Regions from separate parts of the Homo sapiens genome. Here region 1 is linked to region 2. Evidence: read pairs that join two places in POLR2A ChIA-PET (ENCODE). Cell type or tissue: Panc1. All regions are shown on one strand. Links, peaks and the distances in the headings refer to the core of each region. The heading gives the core; the rest is flanking DNA.

The links. Peaks named below come from ENCODE experiments on the same cell type or tissue, not always from the same donor. Only the 100,000 strongest peaks of a DNase experiment are listed, where the experiment ranks them.
Region 1: POLR2A ChIA-PET joins it to region 2 with 10 read pairs; 3 of 35 experiments call an interaction of 5 or more read pairs at or near these places.

Annotation. Positions count from the first base shown.
Region 1 is chr9:113,619,620-113,626,120 of GRCh38, reverse strand. LOC105376222 (a long non-coding RNA gene) reads right to left here. Exons shown (of 4, transcript XR_007061739.1): 2 at 1,763-6,501; 3 at 382-676. Among named protein-coding and RNA genes, the nearest start is that of RGS3, 160 kb to the right of the region's middle. RefSeq lists enhancers at 2,845-2,904, 2,582-3,453, 4,325-5,196 and a silencer at 2,858-3,152. In Panc1, for the core only: no CTCF peak of the experiment used is centred there; no DNase peak of the experiment used is centred there; H3K27ac peaks cover 1,149 bases.
Region 2 is chr9:113,451,442-113,459,814 of GRCh38, reverse strand. It overlaps a transcript of RGS3 not described here. Among named protein-coding and RNA genes, the nearest start is that of RGS3, 8.1 kb to the left of the region's middle. In Panc1, for the core only: no CTCF peak of the experiment used is centred there; no DNase peak of the experiment used is centred there; H3K27ac peaks cover 623 bases.

The sequences.
Region 1 (6,501 bases), core at 1,337-5,336, 170 kb before region 2:
CTTTACTATCTGCTTTTTCTCCAGCCAGAGGCTGAGGCCCTCCCTTTGGGCATAGCTGTCCCTGAGGGTGAGGGAAGCAGGCAGTGTTTTCTGTGATCAGGGTGGTCCCCAAGTGGAGTAAGTTGGGCCTTCATCCTTCTCCATGCCTCCGGGAGCCCTAACCCTTCTCTCAGTAAGGACAGCTACTGTCTGGGGTCCTGGGCCCCCAGACTCACCTTGTCATTCATTCCCAATGGCTCTGTCCTCAAGAGCTTACAGTCTAGCGGGGCCACAAACAAGCAAGAGAAAGGGTCCCTTGAAAGGATGTTCACAGGGCAGTGGCCCGGCCAGGTGTGACCCCCTCTGGGGGGCCTGAGCTCCTGCCCTGCATGACGTCCTCACCTGCCGGCTGCACGCAGGTTACATCCCAAGGATGCCAGTCATCAGCTCCAGCCTCAGGAGGAAGCATCTTAGAGGCTCCAGTCCACGGCAGGTCAGAGGGCATCTCCAAGACCGCTGCCTGCCTTGGCTTCTGCTGTTTTGGACCTGCTGGTCCAACTGCCCATCCCAGGCCTGAGCCTCCACCTCGGCCCCATCAGGGCATCTCCAGCTCAGCTTCTGCTCTGGTTCTGCTGCTCCCTGAGCCAGGCCCCCACTTTCCAGCTCTGATCCTTCATAGGATGACTGTACCTCAAGTCTCAGGAGAGATGGAAGATGCCCGAGGTCAGCTCCCACCCCCGAAGTCAGGACCCCTCCCCAAAGGGCTGTTGGGTGGCACCAGGTGGAGGGAGAAGAGACTTTGGAGGGAGCACTGGCCCAGAACTCAGACTTAACTATATATCCCCAGGCTGCAATCTCTGGAAACATCCATTTCCTCCACTATAAAGGGGAATTTTAATTCCTACCCGACTCGGTAGTAGGGGAATTGGGTGACCGGCTGCCTCCCTACTTGTTAAAGGACCCTTCAGATGTACTCCCCTTCCTTTCCGTTCCCAAACCCCCAAACCCTGAGTGAGTGTTGGGAGCTGAAAATGTCAGTCTCCCCGGAATCAGCAGCACATAAGGGGTGGAGAGTCAGAGAATGGGTTTTAACACAAACACTAATTGTGGATCCCAGAATGGCCTCCCTGGCTCCATTCATGAGACTGGTATTTTTAGCCCAGGATCGGCTGCCTGTGGCCCCAGAGGGGGTGGCCAGGCCGTGTGTCATGTCTGAGTGATGATGGACTCACTTTGCCCAGGAAAAAAGCCCACAGGGGACTGCTGCCAGATCCCAGGGTTGCCACCGCATCCGGGAGGAGACAGATGTTCAGTTAAACCCTCTCATCCCCGAGGGGCACACTACAGGGTGTCAGGAATGATAGCAATAATTAATATGCATTAAGTGGGAGGCCGAGGCGGGCGGATCACAAGGTCAGGAGATCGAGACCATCCTGGCTAACACGGTGAAACCCCATCTCTAATAAAAATACAAAAAAATTAGCCGGGCGTGGTGGCGGGCGCCTGTAGTCCCAGCTACTTGGGAGGCTGAGGCAGGAGAATGGCGTGAACCTGGCAGGCGGACCTTGCAGTGAGCCGAGATCACGCCACTGCACTCCAGCCTGGGTGACAGAGCAAGACTCCATCTCAGAAAAAAAAAAATGCATTAAGCATTTCCTAGGTATCCAGCACTGTCGCGGCTTTACAGGCATTAACTTATTTAATCATTACTATGAGGTAGATACTATTATTATCCCCATTTTATAGATGAGAAAACTGCAGCTGGAGCAGTTAATTAACCTACTTGAGTCCACACCACAGTAGCGAGTGGAGCAGGGGGATTTAAAGCCAGGCAATCAAACTCCAAAGTCCATGCTCTTTCTGCCTGGTCACTTGGAATCTGGACCAGGAGTGGACAGTCTTCAATGGCCAGTAGGTCCTCCTGCCTCAGCCCATTGAGTTTTCTGGGATTGCAGAGTACATCCGGTCCTTCCCTCCTGCAGAGGTAAGGAAATTGAGGCCCACCATGATGCCCAAGGTTAAGGAGCCATTTGGCCCTAATTCCCAAACCACAACTTTTCCCACTGAATGACTCCATGGGACAAGTTCATTTTGTCACCCGCTCGCCTCCTCAGCCTATCCCCAGCTCCCAGATCAGATGAGCTTGCTTTAGGGCAAAGAGCCTGGACTCTGGATGCAGATGTGAGCCCCGATTTTGACGTGCTATGTGACCTTGGGCAAGTCAGCTCACCTCTCAGAACTTCAGTTTTCCCCTCTGTAAAATAGGCGTGATTGGGCTATCTTCATAAGGCTGTGTGGTGGGTATAAATTGTCTGGAGATTCATCAAATATGGGTTTCCTTACCTTGGGCTCCTTGAACTATTAATCCCCACTGTAAACAAGACACATGGTATACACCTGCCCAGGGTTACTCCTGGAAATGGAAGATCTGGTGATGGAATTGTAGACACCGTGACCACCTGTTGGGGAGATATTTGGAGCAAATCATGCCATGACTGCATCTACCCGCTGTTCAGATTCCCAACAGAAAAGAATTTGGCAGAAAGAAAGAAAAGAGAGACAAGGCCTATCCATGCTCTGAGCCAGCTGCCAGGGTAGGAAAACAGAACATGCATGGCAGAGCTCAGGACCAGCTTAACCAAGTCCCCTCTGGATGATCATGGGTCAGTCTCTCCTCTCCCCGGGGCCTGAATCTCCCAAATGCAGAGAGGGGAACAAGACTCTTTCATGCTCTCCCTGCCCTGATTTCTGTGACTTGATTAGGACAAGCCCCTCCCTCAGGGGCTTGGGACCCTACGTTCTGCCCCATCCTCCAGCATGTGCGCACACACACAGACAAACACACGCACACACACCCGGACTGTCTGCTCAGGGAACCTCCACAGCCCGGCTTCCACATTCACTCTGGGCTTGCCCAGGGCCCATGGGGTCGGCTCCCTGGGGCCTCAGCCTCTGAGTCACAGTCCACAAATGCAGCTCCCATCAGAGCAGGTGACTCTTTCCAGCTCTGAATCTCAATTGCAAATTTCCTGACTGGAAAATCTGATTGGCCCAGGTGGCATCAGGGGGCCCAGTGGGCTGGGTCATGCATCATGTATCATGGGCTAGGGGTGGAGCAGCTTCTCCAAGAACAGGGTGCAGATGAGAAGGAAATGAAAGCACCTCTAAGTCAGAAGCAAAATGAGTTCACCCAGAATGTAAATTAGTTACATGGAAAAATCGATCTACACTCATTTCACATTTATCTAGAAAACTCTCAGAAAGCAGCTGCTATTGGGGTGAAAATTAGAAAGAAAAAAACTACCCCTTATTCTCAGCTGCCAAAACAAATGTCAAAAATCCACATCCCTGACTCATCAGAGAGTCCTCTCATTCATTGATTATGAACTCTTACACTACAGACAATCCTGATACACACTGGTTATTGGTTTTTCATCCAAAGGAGTCATGATAACGTGGTGAGAAGTAACTGCTGATATCTCATGAGGAAGAAATCTTTAAAAATATAGAAGCAAAGCAGAACTTTTAAAAGCAGACACAAGGGCTAAGCAGCTTGGGGGACATTCATAGTTCAGGCACAGTGAGTTTTGGAGTCCCTAAAATTTACATCAATGCATACAGTAGTTAAAACTCACAATGACAACCCTGGAGCATTGAGAATAAGTAAAATTGCATTTCCTGACCTTCACTTAAGGTGGTATAAATAGGTAACACATGGCGAAAGACTGCCATTTAAAAAAAAAAAAAGAACAGTTTTAAGTTTTTAACAGAAAAAATAAATCTCATCTGGAAAATGCATTCTCATGGAATAATGCATTATAAATGATGTATGACTATATGAGGGTTTATAAGCCAATCCAACAAAAATAATAAATGGCACAATTTTGAAACCAAACTCTGTAACTAGCAGCTCGAGTTTCATTACTGGAGGAATAAAGTGCTTTAACAGTGATTTCAGTTGGATCAAGGACCCCAGAGACCCTGCCAAGAGTTTGAAAGCAGATAATTGTTAGGAGCAATGCCCAGTTCCAGCCCACCCCATAATTTTACCCTCTAGCTTCATAACTCTACACTTCGTTATGAGGGGGAAGGAGGCTGAAGAACTGTGATGTGTTCAAACTTGAAACTGGGTGGAAAGTTCAAAGTCCTTGGTGTTGTGGGTCCCAAAACTTATATATATCGAAATCACTTAGAGATGCATAAAAACTTTAGGAGGTCTGGAAGAGGAATCAGAAATATCAGGAATAGCCATAAACACATTCCCTAAATGGTTCTGATACAAGGTGGTCCATGGACCCCTTGTTGAGGAACGTGGCTCCCCTCATTCTGCAGATGGAGAAATCAAGGCCCAGAAACGAACAGAAAAGTGGCCCAAAGTCACACAGCAAGTCAGAAGCTGAGCTGGCCTCCGGCCCGTGCAGCACTTCTTTCCACCAAATTCCGCCTGCCCACGGACGGCCCCCTGGGGCTCACATTCCAAGGAGCCATGTAACGGGAAAGGAAATGTCAGCCGTGACTGTTCCGATGTTCGAAGGCCCATTGTAACTCCAGGTTCCGCCAGACACAGTCCTCAGAGCTCAGGCGGCCAAGATTCATGAGCCTGCTTTTTCCAGATGGGATCAGGGATGAGATTACAACAGCCAGCATTTATTTTTATTTCCCCAGGAAAATAAATCGGCAGTTTTGCTCCAAGAAAAGTGATCAGAGGAAGCAGTGTTCCTAACCAGAAGGAGGGCCTGGACCATCTCCAGCCCCTCATAGCCCCCTCCAGGCCTGCCTCCCATCCTGAAGGTGCCTGACGTTAAGTCAGAGCCTCAGACAAAGCACCCTTTGGGCTTGGACTCAAGAAACCTCTCCTGCCTATGGCAGTGGATAAAGGTCTTAGGAGCTGGAGGGTTACTTTCTCCCACCCCAACTTAGGTGAAAGACATTTGGCAGTGTCTGGATTTGAGAACTGGAGAGGGGTGCTACTGGCCTGTAGGAGGTCGAGGCCAGGGATGCTGCCAAACATCCTGCCATGAAAGGGACTGCCCCCACAACAAAACTCCTTGGCCCAAAATGTCAACGGTGTTGAGGGTGAAAAACCCCCAACCACGGGCAAGTGGCCACAGATGTTAGGAGTCGGGATGTGAGTCAAGGTTTTGCCTGTAAATGCTGTGTGAGCTTGGGCAAGGCTCTGCCCTCTCTGGGCCTCAGATTCCCAACTCTACAAGGAGGAGGCAGGGGAGGCTTGTCTCTGGGGCCTCTGCCATTTTGGTCATTCCAGGTTCCGGAGTCCAGGAAGCCTGAGACGGTGCCTTGCCTTACAACTGAGATGTGACTGTCAGAGGGGAGGGGGTCTATGCAGCCCCCACTTGCCTGAGGAGTGCACAATCAGCTCTCTTGAGCCCCTCCCCCGAAGCACTGTATCTGGAACTCCTGCTCCACCAGGAACGGAAAAACCATTATCTGCAGATGACATCACTTTGCAAAAATGCAGGCGGGTGGTTGCCAAGCAGAACTCCAGGGAAACAGCGGGAAGGAAGGGCTCAGAGCATGCCAGCCACCAGCACACCAGCATCCGGCACCTTCACAAATCTCAGCACAACCCTGGGCAAGTTATTCCACTTCTCTGGACTTCGGTCCTCCCATCCATACAAGAAGAGAAAACATCTGGGTTTTGCTAGGAGCCCTTCCACCGGAACAGTCCAAGATCCCGCGACTCTTTCATGTCAAGCCTCGGAGGGCTTCTGGGCTGCAGGAGCACAAAGGGAGCCCCTCCAGGTACAGGAGTCCAGAGTTAGGGCTGAAAGGAGAGGAAATTGGCTGCCCTGCTTGACTGACCACACAGAGGCTCTGATGCCACCAAACTGCTTGAGAACAGCTCTCCTCCCAGAGCGCTGGTCCTGTGTCCTGCCCACCGACCCAGTTTCTTTCTTGGTCTAGCATTTGGAGCGCATCATGAACCAGCAGAGCACTGGCTAATCGCGAGCCAGGGAACTTGCTTCAGTGGGGGAACCACGGTGACCTGCAATGCCCATCTTTCTACCTGTGGGCTCCCGGGATATGAAGGGTGGTAAAGACTGGCTCTGATGAGCAGAGCAGGCTCAGGTCACCCTGGATGGAGCCCTGGGTTGCTCCCCAGAGGCCTGGGTTCTAGCCACAGACATAGGACCTCATTTTCTCCTTCTGGACAGTGAGTAGTTTGATCCAGAGAGTCTGTGGGGTCTCTTTACACTGTAGCAGGTGGTGGCTCCAGGAGCAGATAAGAACAAATTACACATAGGGTAGAGCATGGAAGAGCTGTGTGTCTTCAGCAGGATGACAATTCCCTCTGCTGCCTGCACCCTCATCAAGAACAGAATTACCTTTCAGACCCGTTGCTTTCTAAATGGAAGAGGAAGGAAGGAGAAGGCAGATCACCCTCGACCAAGCTCAAGGGAGGGGTGGCATCTGGCGGGAAGGGCACTGCCCCCGCACCCTCCCCCATTGGGCACTGCCCACTGCCAGAAGGTGGTGTAGCTTACAGGTTAGAATAATCAG
Region 2 (8,373 bases), core at 2,484-6,483:
TGCCCACCTCAGCCTCCCAAAGTGCTGGGACTACAGGTGTGAGCCACTGAGCCCGGCCTCTTTTTTTTTATTTTTTTTGAAACAGAATCTCGCTCTGTCACCCAGGCTGCAGTGCAATGGCACAATCTCAGCTCACTCCCAGGTTCAAGCGATTCTCATACCTCAGCCTCCCAAGTAGCTGAGACTACAGGCACGCGCCACCACACCTAGCTAATTTTTGTATTTTTAGTAGAGACAGGTTTTCACCATGTTGGCCAGGATGGTTTCGAACTCCTGACCTCAAGTGAACCGTACACCTTGGCCTCCCACAGCGCTGGGATTATAGGCGTGAACCACCGTGCTGGCTAATATTTTAAATTATAAGAGAAAACCACTGCAACCTTATTGTATAAATTTGAAAATCTGAAAGGAACTGGATGATTTTCTAGAAAGTATTAATTAGTAAAATTGATAAAAAGTTTGAAATTTTTAATAGATCACTAACTATAGATAAAATAGAAAAGGAAACCAAAACTCTATTCGACAAAATTATAGAAAATCCAGATAGTTTTAAGAGGCTAATTCTATAAGATCTTCAAGAAACAGATGATGCTAATGTAGTTTTAACTATTTCAGAACATAGGAAAAAACAAAGATGTGTCAGCGCTAGGTAGAAAGCTAGACAAAGACAAAAACCAAGTAAGGTTAGAAACAGAAAACTATAGACCAAAGGTAAAAGATAAAAGTAAGAATAGAAGTTAATTAAATAGAAAATATACAATAGAGGCTGGATGCAGTGGCTCATGCCTGTCATCCCAACACTTTGGGAGACCAAGATGGATGGATCACCTGAGGTCAGGAGTTCAAGACCAGCCTGATCAATATGGTGAAACCCATGTTTGCTAAAAATACAAAAGATAGTCAGGTGTGGTGGCATGCGCCTGTAGTCCTAGCTACTCGGGAGACTGAGGCATGAGAATCACTTGAACCCGGGAGGCAGAGGTTGCAGTGGGCCAAGATAATGCCACTGTGCTCCAGCCTGGACAACAGAGCAAGACTCTGTCTCAAAAAAAGAAAAAAGAAAGAAAATATACAATAGAGCAGATCTATTAAAATGTGGCGAAACTAGGCCAACATTCTCCCAGTTTTGTCACTTTTTTTTAAAGAAAAGCCAGCAATCTTAAATAATCCATGTAATATTTCCCAATTTGTTAATATTAATAACTCATTCAAAATGTTTTAAAATGTTATGAAGGCTAAATAGAATACATCTATACCCCACAGCTAGTTTGAAATTTCTACATAGCCCAATCTGACTTATGAATATAAATGTAAAAATACTAATAAAATACAAGCAAATCAAATCCAACAGTATATTCATGATCAAGTTGGTATTTATCCTAGAGATGCAAAAATGGTTCAAATTTAGTGAACATATTAGTGCAGGGGTTGGCAAACTATGGCCTACCAACCAAATCTGGCTGGCTGCCTGTTTTTGTACAACAGGTGAGCTAAGGATGCATTTTACATTTTCAAATGGTTGGGTGAAAATTTTTAAAGTTAAAGACTTTTCTATGGCCAGAAAAATGTAAAATGTTTTTAACTAAAAAAATGAATTTGGCCAGGCACAGTGGCTCACGCCTGTAATCCCAGGACTTTGGGAGGCCAAGGCAGGCGGATCGCTTGAGGTCAGGAGTTTGAGACCAGCCTGAGCAACATGGTGAAACCCCGTCTCTACTGACTCGATCATGCATACACTGTGGGATTTGATTTGCTAATATTTTATTAGTATTTTTACATCTATAGGCATCAGTCAAATTGGTCTATGAAGAGATTTTTACCTTTGACCTTTTGTCTATAGTTTCCTGTTTCTAACCTTATTTGGTTTTTGTCTCTGTCTAGCTTCCTACCTAGCACTGACAAATCTTCATTTTTTTCCTGGGTTCTGAAATAGCCAAAATTGCATTGGCATCATCTGTTTCTTGAAGGTCTTATAGAAATTGCCTCAAAAGCTACCTGGGTTTTCTAGTAACCAAGGAAATGAAAAAGAAAAAAAAATCTGGCCCACCATTTGCTTTCAGAAAGTTCAAGCATTTGTATTTATATATGAAGCAACTAAGATGCAGAGTTGTTAACTGAATCAGGTTGCTAAACTAGTAAATAAACAGTGGGGAAATAAAAATCCAGCTCCCAGCAAGAGAACCATTATAGAATACCATCTCTCCCAGCAGTCCTCTTGCTCAAAGTGGCAAGGCTACGGTCTAGCAGGACTGAGACTTCTGTGGCTACTGACACATTAAAGTTCAATTCAACAAGTGTTTGCTAAGCACCTATGGAGCTGAGCCTTATAACTGGGCACTGGGGATACATATAGCAGTGAAAAAGATGGAGTTTATAGTCAAGTGGGAGATTGGGTAAGCATTACAATAGAGGAAACACAGCAACCTCTGGAAGCATAGAATAACATTTCACTTAATCTGGGGAGCTAGGCAAACCAAGATGATAAAGGGGGTCAAGGAAGACTGCCCAAAGAAAATCACCTGCAGTATGATTTAGCCAAGTATAGGAGAGGAAGGAAGGGTTACAGGCAGAAAGAACAAAACATGTAAAGGCCAGAAAGTGAGAGGGGGCGTTGTACGTTTGAGGAACTGAACAATGGGAAATGTGGCAGGGAACTTAGAACGTGAGGGAATCAGTAATATGCAAGAAAGTAAACAGGGGCCAAATCATACAGGGCCTCGGCCAGGCGCGGTGACTCACGCCTGTAATCCCAGCACTTTGGGAGGCTGAGGTAGGTGGATCACCTGAGTTCAGGAGTTTGAGACCAGCCTGGCCAACATGGTGAAACCCATCTCTACTAAAATACAAAATTAGCCAGTGTGGTGGCGCATGCCTGTAATCCCAGCTACTCGGGAGGCTGAGGCAGGAGAATGGCTTGAACCCGGAGGCAGAGGTTGCAGTGAGCTGAGATCATCGCATTGTACTCCAGTCTGGAAGACAAAAGCGAAACTCTGTCTCAAAAAAAAAATAAATAAATCATATAGGGCTGCATATTTTATTATAAGGAGATTGGGCTTTATTTTAAGAGCATAGAGCAGTTGTCAAATATTTTAAGCAAGATCCCAACAGCCTTTAATTCACATTTTAGAAAGATTGCTCTGGCTAGAATACGAAAAAAAAAAAAACAAATTGGTTAGGGGTGGAGGCGTTTGCATGACATGAGGGTCGGAAGCAAAAATTGCTCTTAGAAGTCTTTTCTGGTCATCCAGGTAAAAGATGACAATGACCAAACTAGGGAAGTGGCAATAGGGATGGAAAGAGATAGAATCAACAGGCCATGGTGATTGAGTAGAAGATGGAATGCAAGGAATTCTGGCTTGAGAAATTGTTTAGAAGTGCCCTTTGCAGAAATGAAGAACATGAGAGGCAGGGCTGAACTGAGGGGAGAATGGATGAGTTCAACTGTGAGCCTGCTAAGGTTGGGTGACCCATGTGCCATCCAAGTGAAGATGTCAAGTGAACAGTTGAACATAATGGTCTGAAGCTCAGCAAAAAATACTTAGGCTAGAAATATAGATTTAGGAATTCCCTGTGAGGCCATGAGCATGCATAAGACAGCCCACAGGGAATGTTTAATGTGAGAAAGCTCAGGACAGAACCAAGAGTAGTACCAACTGAAAAAACAGGCAGAGGAAGAAAGGCCTGAAAGGGGAAGGAAAAGTCAGGGGATGTATTAAGAAGGAAATAATAGTCAACAGTGTCAAATATTGTTAAGAGGTCCAGTAGGTTTAATAACTGAGAAGTGTCCATTAGATTTAGCAACAAGACAGTCCCTGTTGACCTTTCATCCCAGAATAAAATGCTGGGGGGCAACAACTTCACATGAATGAAAAGGTACCAAATTTACTCTAAAAGGAAAAACACCCTGGACTCAAAGCCAGACGATATTCTTGGGTCAGGTTTTTTTCATGTCCTAAATTTAACCAGCTGGAATGCTTTGTTAAGTGGTATTTTATTCACCCTTGAAATGAAGGATTTGCCTTTTAAAAGTGTCTCTGTAATTCATCTTCAAGGTAGAACAAGGTGGTATCTTTGGGTTAATTGTTCTCTACAGAAACAGATGCTGGTTGCTGTAAATACCACTGAGGAACTTTAATGTGCCCCAGATGTAGAAGCCTCTAGTGACCTAAATACACAAACAGGGACTAAAGAGAACCAAGTAAAAGATTCAAGATTTCAAGTGTAAGCGGAGAGATACTGCTTCAAAGTGGAAGAGACCAAACCTTCACCACCAAAGGAATGTGAACTAGTAAGTTGAGTCCAAAGATAAAAGCTAAAGACTTGATAAGAGCCAGAAAAGCAGAGTGCCTGGTCTCTGCTAGAATGACTCAGCACCCTCGCAGTTAGGCTGGAAGCCCTTTCAGCCTCTTCAAGAGCTGCTTTTCCTGGCCTGATAATGAGCAACTTGGCCTGGCATAATCCTACATTCCAGAGGCCCTCAGTTTTTCAAAATTAAAAAACAATATAGACTTCTGTTTCCAGCCAAGATGGAATAACAGGAACTGGATTTTCCCTTCACCTGAAACAACTAAAAGACTGGACAAAATATATGAAACAATGGTTTTTAAGATATTGTACATCAGGCAACGAAGGACAGTGATCCCTGAGAAACAGAAAAGAGACAAGCTGTGCCCTGTGATCAGCCCAGCTTATTCCCGGGAGAGACTTTCCAAAAGGGAGAGGGAACTCAGGCCAACTCCAAATCCCTGAACTGAGAAGTTCGGGAGGCCAAGGCAGCTAGAGTTCCAAGGCAGAGTACCAGAGAGGAGACAGTCACACAAAGAGAGGGCCCCAGAGGTCTCCAGAGAGTCCCCACTCACAACTTCAGCTAAGTGCTAATGAGCTCATGGGTTTGAGGAAAGTATCCCAAGGCTGGGGAAAGAACCACCAAAGAATTACAGGGAACAATCTTTAAAGCTCACACAGGGCCAGGAATAGTTCTTAAGCTCATCAACCAGAGTGGAAAGACCTTCTAATTCCTTAGGAGGTATTAGATAGAATACTCAGAAGGGTCTTCCCTCAGTTGTGGGGAATAATCAACCCTAGATTAAATGCTGTACTTGTCCATCTAAAAAAAAAAAAAAAAAAAAAAGTTTAAAAGCAAGACCCAAAAGGATCAAACTGTTTTTGATTTTGGTTTTTGTTTTGTTTTGTTTTGTTTTGTTTTTTTGATACTGTCTCGCTCTGTCGCCCAGGATGGAGTGCAGTAGCAAGATCTCAGCTCACTGCAACCTCCACCTCCCAGGTTCAAGTGATTCTTATGCCTCAGCCTGCTAAGTAGCTGGGACTACAGGTGTGCACCACCCCACCTGGCTAAGTTTTGTATTTTTAGTAGAGACAGGGTTTCACCATGTTGGCCAGGCTGGTCTCAAACTCCTGACCTCAAGTGATCCACCCACCTCAGCCTCCCAAAGTGCTGGGATTACAGGCATGCACCGCACCCAGCTAGGATCAAACTGTTTCTAAGTAACTTAACTGCATCCCAGAACAAGCTAAAGAATACTTGTAAGAATATAAAAATATCTAGAACCCAAAAAGGCAAAATTTGTTAAATCTGGTATCTAATAAAAAGTGAACAGGTATGGCAAAGAAGCAGAAAAAAATATGAACCATAATAAGGAGAAAATCAATAGAAACCAACCGAGAAATGACATGTTAAGTACGCCAGGTATGGTGGCTCACACCTGTAATCCTAGCACATTGAGCAGCTGAGGCAGGAGGATGGCTTGAGGCCAGGAGTCTGAGACTAGCCTGAGCAACTTAGACCCCATCTTTACAAAAACTTTTAAAATTAGCTGGGCATGGTGGCACATGACTGTGGTCCTAGCTACATGAGAGGATGGCTTGAACTCAGGAGTTCGAGGTTGCAGTGAGCTATGATCACAGCCTGGGTGACAGAGCAAGACCCTGTTTAAAAATAAAAATAAAAAAAGAGTATGTGAAGTAAAGACATGGAAGATATATATATTTATTATATTATATAATCATATAATGAGTATATTATATAATCATATAATGAGTATATTATATAATCATATAATGAGTATATTATATAATCATATAATGAGTATATTATATAATCATATAATGAGTATATTATATAATCATATAATGAGTATATTATATAATCATATAATGAGTATATTATATAATCATATAATGAGTATATTATATAATCATATAATGAGTATATTATATAATCATATAATGAGTATATTATATAATCATATAATGAGTATATTATATAATCATATAATGAGTATATTATATAATCATATAATGAGTATATTATATAATCATATAATGAGTATATTATATAATCATATAATGAGTATATTATATAATCATATAATGAGTATATTATATAATCATATAATGAGTATATTATATAATCATATAATGAGTATATTATATAATCATATAATGAGTATATTATGTAATCATATAATGAGTATATTATGTAATCATATAATGAGTATATTATGTAATCATATAATGAGTATATTATGTAATCATATAATGAGTATATTATGTAATCATATAATGAGTATATTATGTAATCATATAATGAGTATATTATGTAATCATATAATGAGTATATTATATAATCATATGAGTATATTATATAATCATATGAGTATATTATATAATCATATAATGAGTATGTAAATTTATATAAAATATATTTCTATATTATATAAATATATATAATGTATACTTATATATTATATATTATATATATTATATATTATATATAAAATATAATATATATTTATATTTATATATTATATATTATGTATAAATATATTTTATTTATATATCATATATAAATATATTTTATTTATATATTATATATAAATATATAATATATATTTATATATATAAAAAGACCCAATTGAACAACTAGAGGTGAAAAATATAATGCCTGAGATAAAAAACACAAAAGGTGGGATTAACAATGGGTTAGACATTGCACAAAAAAAGATCGGTGAACTCGAAGACACAGCAGTAGAAACCACCCAAAATTAAACACAAAGAAGACCAAAATAAATGAATAAATGGATCATCAGTGAGCTATGGAACAACTTCAAGCAGCCTAATAGACACATATTATTAACTGGAATAGATATGTATAATAACTGGAATCCCAGAAGAAAGTAGGGGACAGAAAATATATTTAAAGAAATAGTGGTTGGGCTTTTTCCAAGTTTGATGAAAACTGTAAACCCCACAAATCCAAGAAGGTCAATGAACTCTGAGCAGAAGAAACGTGAAGAAACCTAAAAGTACATCATGATCAAATTGCTTAAAACTAGTGAAAAGATAAAATCTTAAAAGCAGCCAGAAAAAAAAAAAAAACTACACATTACATACACAGGAGCAAAAATAAGAATGACATCAGACGTCTCATCAGAAACTATGTGACAGAAGACAGGGAAGCAATATCTTTAATGTATTGAAAGAAAAAAAACAGGCTGAGTGCAGTGGTTCATGCCTGTAATCCCAGCATGTTGGGAGGCCGAGGTGAAGGGATGGTTTGAGGATGGCTTGAGGCCAGCCTGTGTATATAAATAATAGCAAGACCCATCTCCACAAAAAAAATTTAAAAAGTAACCAGATATGGTGGTGCATGCCTGTAGTCCTAGCTACTCGGGAGGCTGAGGTGGGAGGATTGCTTGAGCCCAGGAATTTGAGGCTGCAGTGAGCTATGATCACACTATTGGACTCCAGCCTGGGCAACAGAGTGACCCCCTGACTCTTAAGAAAAATAAAACAAAAAGAAGAAAAAGAAAAACAGAATTCTTTACCCAGCAAAAAATATCTTCCAAAAATGAAGGTAAAATAAAGATTTTTTTCAGACTTACAAAAGCTGACTGAATTCATCATCTGCAAACATGCGCTACAAGAAATGTTAGTCTTTCAAGTTGTGGGAAAATGGTACCATATGGAAGTCTGGATCTACACAAAGGAATAAAGAGAACACTGGAAATGCTAACCACATGGGTATATATGAAATAGCTTTTCTTATTATTTAAATCTGTTTAAAAGAACAGTATAACTAGGATAGGAACCATTGACTTAAAAAAAAAAAACACCCAGAGCTCCCTGCATCCTGTAATAAATTGCATATGTTGCCTTCTGATTAGATAATTGCAAGAAGCAAACTCAAGGGAAGCTATTAGCAAGTTAGCAATTGCAATCATGTGGGAATATGGATGCTACTTATGGAAGAAAATAATATAGATATGTGTAGTCTAAAATGCAACAACCACAGTTGAGATCAGCTGGATTGCACTCAGGTTTGAATATAAGGCTTATGTAGAGTAAAGTCTG